Regions from separate parts of the Homo sapiens genome. Here region 1 is linked to region 2. A link is a contact called in ENCODE Hi-C or POLR2A ChIA-PET data. All regions are on one chromosome and are shown on one strand. Each heading gives the region's core, a stretch centred on a gene start or an enhancer-like site at or near the end of the contact. The rest is flanking DNA. Distances are from core to core; before and after follow the strand shown. Region 1 has its middle 27 kb from the start of EYA3. Region 2 holds the start of PPP1R8 (protein phosphatase 1 regulatory subunit 8).

The links. Hi-C counts contacts between places; a loop is a spot of excess contacts on that map. ChIA-PET counts read pairs that join two places held with the same protein, here RNA polymerase II (POLR2A). Pooled maps may share reads with other maps.
Region 1: a loop to region 2 is called in a pooled map, with 2.4 times the contacts of the local background. The contact joins the enhancer-like site here to the promoter of PPP1R8 in region 2. A Hi-C loop is called at or near these places in 1 of 50 pooled maps. POLR2A ChIA-PET finds 5 or more read pairs at or near these places in 2 of 52 experiments (B cell and WTC11).

Annotation. Positions count from the first base shown.
Region 1 is chr1:28,113,942-28,116,916 of GRCh38, reverse strand. No RefSeq gene overlaps it. Among named protein-coding and RNA genes, the nearest start is that of EYA3, 27 kb to the right of the region's middle. Within about 2 kb of position 1,501, at least 4 of the 41 ENCODE cell types and tissues checked have a DNase peak (open chromatin) inside an H3K27ac peak, as active enhancers do.
Region 2 is chr1:27,829,020-27,832,159 of GRCh38, reverse strand. It overlaps PPP1R8 (protein phosphatase 1 regulatory subunit 8), which reads right to left and starts at 1,378. Exons shown (of 7, transcript NM_014110.5): 1 at 1,269-1,378. The coding sequence starts at 1,324. It overlaps LOC124903885 (a long non-coding RNA gene), which reads left to right and starts at 377. Exons shown (of 2, transcript XR_007065562.1): 1 at 377-1,411. RefSeq lists enhancers at 329-1,113, 1,071-1,240, 1,114-1,899 and a silencer at 1,371-1,450.

The DNA.
Region 1 (2,975 bases), core at 252-2,751, 280 kb before region 2:
AAAGATACACAGCAGTGATGGCTTGGCACTACCAGCAGCCATCTTGCTACCTGTTTGAGAATGAAGCCAAACAAAATCAAATAAACCCCGAAAGATGGAAAGAGAGTTCTGATGCTCTCCTTGATCCAGACATGTCTGAAGTCCCTTTGAACTACTTTTTTTCAGCTAGTCTGGGTTAGATTTCTGACATTTGCAACCAAAAGAATCCTGACCAATACATGGGTTCACTTTAATATGTAAACAGGCCTAGCATAGTGGCTCCCGCCTGTAATCCTAGCTACTCAAAGGGCCAACATGGGAGGATCACTTAAGGCCAGGAGTTTGAGACCAGCTTGGGCAACATAGCGAGACCCATATCTCTTAAAAAAAAGCAGACAGGGTGGCTAGATCTAAGGCAGCCTGAAGATGAGCCAGCAAGTTGAGGATAGCAGAGTGGCAAGAGCACAGAACTTGGGCCCTTGGGCCGGGCACAGTGGCTCACATCTGTAATCCCAGCAGTTTAGGAGGCTGAGGCAGGCAGATCACCTGAGATCAGGAGCTCAAAACCAGCCTGGCCAACATGGTGAAACCCCATCTCTACTAAAAATACAAAAATTAGCTGGCCATGGTGGTGTGGACCTGTAATCTCAGCTACTCGGGAGGCTGAGGCAGGAGAATCACTTGAACCTGGGAGATGGAGGTTGCAGTGAGACGAGATCAAGCCACTGCACTCCATCCTGGGTGACAGAGCGAGAGTCTGTCTCAAAAAAAAAAGAACTTGGGTCCTTGATGACACCAGCCAGCTGCTGAATTAATTAACTCTGGATCCCATCTAATTTAGGACTTCTTAAGTGAATATTTCCTTACTAAGTAATTTTGATTTTTTTTTAAAAATTAAATATGGAATGCTTTATGAATGTTTGTGTCATCCTTGCGCAGGTGGAGGTTGCAGTGAGCCAAGATCGAGCCACTGCACTCCAGTATGAGCAACAGAGTGAGACCCTGTCCCCTACTAAAAAAAAAAGCAGTTTTGAGATTTAATTCAGGTATCTTTTAAAGTGTACACTTCAGTGGCTTTTTTTGTTGTTGTTGTTTTGTTTTTTTGAGACAGGGTCTCACTCTGTTGACCAGGCTGGAGTGCAGTGGTGCAATCATGGCTCACTGAAGCCTCGACCTCCTGGGCTCCAGAGATTCTCCCGCTTCAGCCTCCTGAGTAGCCAGGACTACAGATGTGCACCACTATGCCCAGTTAATTTTTCTTTTTTTTTTTTCAGTAGAGATGAAGTCTCATTATGTTGCCCAGGCTTGTCTTGAACTCCTGGGCTCCAGTGAGCCTCCTGCCTCAGCCTACCAAAGTGCTAGGATTACAGGTGTGAGCCACCATACCCTTACTGATTTTTAGTGTATTCATTGACAAAGTTGTGCAACAATCACCACTAATTTCACCACCTCAAAAAGAAACCCCATACCCACTAGCAGTCACTTCCTGTTCCCCCCCACCACCGCATGCAACCATTAATCTTAACAAGGGATCTTCGGGGAAAGCGTCCAGTCTTTCACAAGGAAGTATGATGTTAGCTGGGGGTTTTTGTAGATATCCTTTATCTGGTTGAGAAAGTCCCCTTCTCTCCCTAGTTTGTTGAATGCTTTTAAACTGTTAGATTTTGTCGAATGTTTTTAGGCATCTATTGGAGGGGTGGGTTTTGTTCTTTATTCAATTAATATGGTGTATTACATTAATTGCTGTGTAAATATTAACATAATGGTTCAACACACTCCTTGAAATAATGATATTCATTTGTAAGCTCAGGTGAGCCACATTATAAGAGCATCTGATAGCTGACAATCCAGCTTACACAACTGTAGGCTTGTTTAATTAGGTTAACAGATTTTTTTTTTCTCTACCAAGTTTTTCTTTTCTCTTTTTTTTTTTTTCTGAGACAAAGTCTTGCTCTGTCGCCCAGGCTAGAGTGCAGTGGCACCATCTTGACTCACTGCAACGTCTGCCTCCCAGGTTCAAGCAATTCTCCTGCTTTGGCCTCCTAACTAGCTGGGATAACAGGCATGTGCCACCACACCCAGCTAATTTTTGTATTTTTATTTAGTAGAGATGGGGTTTCACCATGCTGGCCAGGCTGGTCTTGAACACCTGACCTCAGGTGATCCGCCTGCCTCGGCCTACCAAAGTGCCGGGATTACAACCGTGAGCCATTGTGCCTGACCACTACCAAGTTTTTCTGAAGAAGAAAATTCATTGTTAGTGAAGGGGTTCAGGACATGCCACCCCAAAATATGCCACTCTGGCATATTATTTTGAGCTGAAGCCACTTGAGAAACAGCCGGTGCAGGAAGAACCCTCTGAATTCCATCTTTTTACCTAAATACAGTTCATAAAATTTCCCATGAGAAAGATGCCCTCTCTGTACCAGGAAGAGAAGCACATTCCCATCACCGGAGACTGAGGGTTGATGGCGCAGTGGGCCTGTACAAATGAACCTACTAAAATAACCCCATGTATTTCCTAGTCATTGTCCCACAACTAACTGCCTTTAGCTCAAGCCTCTTTGTCTTGTCACATCCCCACAATTTGTCATTCTTTTTTTTTTTTTTTAGACAGAGTCTCTGTTGCCCAGGCTGGAGTGCAGTGGCACAGTCTTGGCTCACTGCAACCTCTGCCTCCCAGGTTCAAGCAATTTTCCTGCCTCAGCCTCCCGAGGAGCTGAGACTACAGGCACCCGCCACCAAGCCCAGCTAATTTTTGTATTTTTAGTAGAGACGGGATTTCCTCATGTTGGCCAGGCTGGTCTTGAACTCTTGACCTCAGGTGATCCACCAGCTTTGGCCTCCCAAAGTGCTGGGATTACAGGTGTGAGCCACCAAGCCTGGCCTGTCATTCTTTTGTTGTTGTTGTTCTCTTTATAGCCGGCTCAGACTCCAGTTCACATCACCCACCGATTTATTATTCTTTATGTAAAAAGGTATATAAGCATTTGGGC
Region 2 (3,140 bases), core at 129-2,628:
AGCCATACCATTCAAGGGAGACTCATATGTCAAAGCACCTAACGGTGCCTGGTACCTACCAGATCCTAAGGAAAGGGTAGGTGATCTCAAAAACAGTGCTTTCTAACTATGTTTGCTATCTCGGCCCAAATTTGAAATCAATACAGCGAGGGATCAAAATGGATACAGAATTTGTAGACTGAAGCAACTACTACAAAAGTGCAAAGCGATCCAGAAAATAGCCACACATTTGCTTGCTTTTTGGGTTTGCTAATTTGAAGTTAGAAAAAAGAACCACCTCACTAGAACCTTTAGATTTGCACATGAAAAAACGTATCCTTGTCTAGCTAACTGAAGATTCAACACAGTCATCTCACAATCCTGCCCCAACCCCTCCTCTATGGAAAGGACAATGCACCGGACAAAAGGCCATTTTGTCCAGGAAAAAGGAGGAATGTTACATCCAAAACATACTTTCTGAATTCCTACTATGTGCCTGACTCAGGCCTAGGAGCTGGGAATACAAAGATGCAGTCTTTGCCCTTGAGGATGGCAATACAACGGGAGACAGAGACAAGCAACAAACAATACACTGCGATGAGCTACAGCAGAAAAAAACTCTTAATTCAGAAGCGTTTCCTTGTAAGGTAATTCATATTTATTCAACTTGTACCCTACTCAAAGACCAAATTAAATTATTTCATTATTCCCAAGAACTTTCGAAGGGATAAAAAGGGTTCATGCCAACCATTACTAATGCCTACTAGTGCCACAGACTGGGAGCTCCCTGAGGGCAGGGATGGCGCTAACCTACCCTCGTATTCTCTGTGGCAGACAGACAAGTGCCGCACGAGGGATGCAGCAACCACAGAGGGATGCGGGGCTTGGAGGTAGGGTTGGGGCCGGGGCTGGCTCGAGCGCGCTCGGGACGTACAGGAAGGGGCCAGATGCGATGCTCCACGAGAGCACCAGGCACTCAGTCAAGAGTTGGGCGTAAGTTCGGGCCAAGGCCTCGAAGCGCTCCGGCGACTGGCTAATCGCTCAAAGGGGCTGCCTAAGTGAGCGCCTTTGAGCCCCCAACCCCGGGTTTCTTCAGTTCCTGGGCCTGGGCTCCAGGCTCTCGGTTCTTCAACACGTCGCCCGGCCCGGTGCAGCAAACAGTTTTTCCTCAACCATTCCGGGGTTTCTGAGCCGTTCGGCTCGCAGCAGAAAAGTAAAAAAAGAGCCGCCCTTCCAGCCCAGGCTAGCTCCGGCCGGGCCACTCTAGCCCTGGCCGCCCCGCCACTCACCAGGTTGGGCAGTCGAACAGCGGGAGGCTAGAGCCGGAGTTCGCGGCTGCCGCCATCTTGCGTCTCCCCCTCCCATTTGGCGCGCCCTAAGCACGCCGGGAAACTGGAAGACCGAGAAGGGAAAAGCGGCATCCCAGCAGCCTGTGCGTACGCACGCTCACGCACGCCCGTACGGGGGGCGGTGCTTCTAGTGGGGACAGAGGAGCTTTTGGGATTTTTTTTTTTTCAGCGTTTGTGCGAGTTGGCCGTCTCTGGAAGTCTCCAGTGGTTAGGGTTTTCCTTGGCCAGGAGGTGTCAAAGGAAAAGGGGCTTTGTAGGGAGGGGAGTCAGTCTTTCCCTACGTCCTCCTGCAAACGCTTCTTGGCTCTAAAATCTTGGGACTAAGCCGTGCGCGATGGCTCACGTCTGTAATCCCAGCACTTTCGGAGGCTGAGGCGGGCGGATCACTTGAGGTCGGGAGTTTGAGACCAGCCTGACCAACATGGTGAAACCCCGTCTCTACTAAAAATACAAAAATTAGTCGAGTGTAGTGGCACATGCCTGTAATCCCAGCTACTTGGGAGGCTAAGGCAGGAGAATCGCTTGCACTCGGGAGGCAGAGGTTGCAGTGAGCCGAGATCGCGCCATTGCACTCCAGCCTGGGCAACAGAGCGAGACTCCGTCTCAAAAAAAAAAAAAAAAAAAGTAAAGAAAGAAAAAATCTGGGGACTACATCCTCCTCCAGAGTTTAGGTTAAGACCGTCAGCCTTTTGCCCTCAAAGCGGAGAAGCTAAAGGGCAAAACTCGGAGATTGGAGTGATTATTGTTTCTCTTCAGCCCTTCTCCAAAAAGTGGCACCCTACTCACTTTTTTCTAATTCACGTTTAGGCCTGTAGATTGTCAGGGAATCTGCATTAGGGGTCACCTAGTCTGTTTATGAAAACTCTGGACAAGCAGGAGCCAGGAGCAGGTCCAGTCAGAAAGCAGGGGTCCAAATCATCACTGTGCTTGGCTCAAATGGTTAATTTTTTTAAAAAGGATTTTTTGCTTTTGGTTATAGGGCAAGGAAGCATAAGGATTGCTCGCTTGCCCTAGATCACCAGCTGGTTTTAAGAGACCATTAGCAGGGCCTCTGGTTTTTTATTTTTTATTTTTTTATTGATCATTCTTGGGTGTTTCTCGCAGAGGGGGATTTGGCAGGGTCATAGGACAATAGTGGAGGGAAGGTCAGCAGATAAACAAGTGAACAAAGGTCTCTGGTTTTCCTAGGCAGAGGACCCTGTGGCCTTCCGCAGTGTTTGTGTCCCTGGGTACTTGAGATTAGGGAGTGGTGATGACTCTTAATGAGCATGCTGCCTTCAAGCATCTGTTTAACAAAGCACATCTTGCACTGCCCTTTATCCATTTAACCCTGAGTGGAGAGAGCACAGGGTTGGGGGTAAGGTCATAGATCAACAGGATCCCAAGGCAGAAGAATTTTTCTTAGTACAGAACAAAATGAAAAGTCTCCCATGTCTACTTCTTTGTACACAGACACAGCAACCATCCGATTTCTCAATCTTTTCCCCACCTTTCCCCCTTTTCTATTCCACAAAACCGCCATTGTCATCATGGCCCGTTCTCAATGAGCTGTTGGGTACACCTCCCAGATGGGGTGGTGGCCGGGCAGAGGGGCTCCTCACTTCCCAGTAGGGGCGGCCGGGCAGAGGCGCCCCTCACCTCCTGGATGGGGCGGCTGGCCGGGCGGGGGCTGACCCCCCCCCCACCTCCCTCCTGGACGGGAGGGCCTCTGGTTTTAATGGCATTGTCTGTTCAGCAGTTACCTGGGCAAGTATGTATTTTATATGGATCATCTCACTTAATCCTGACAATACTCTTGAGTTAGGTATTATT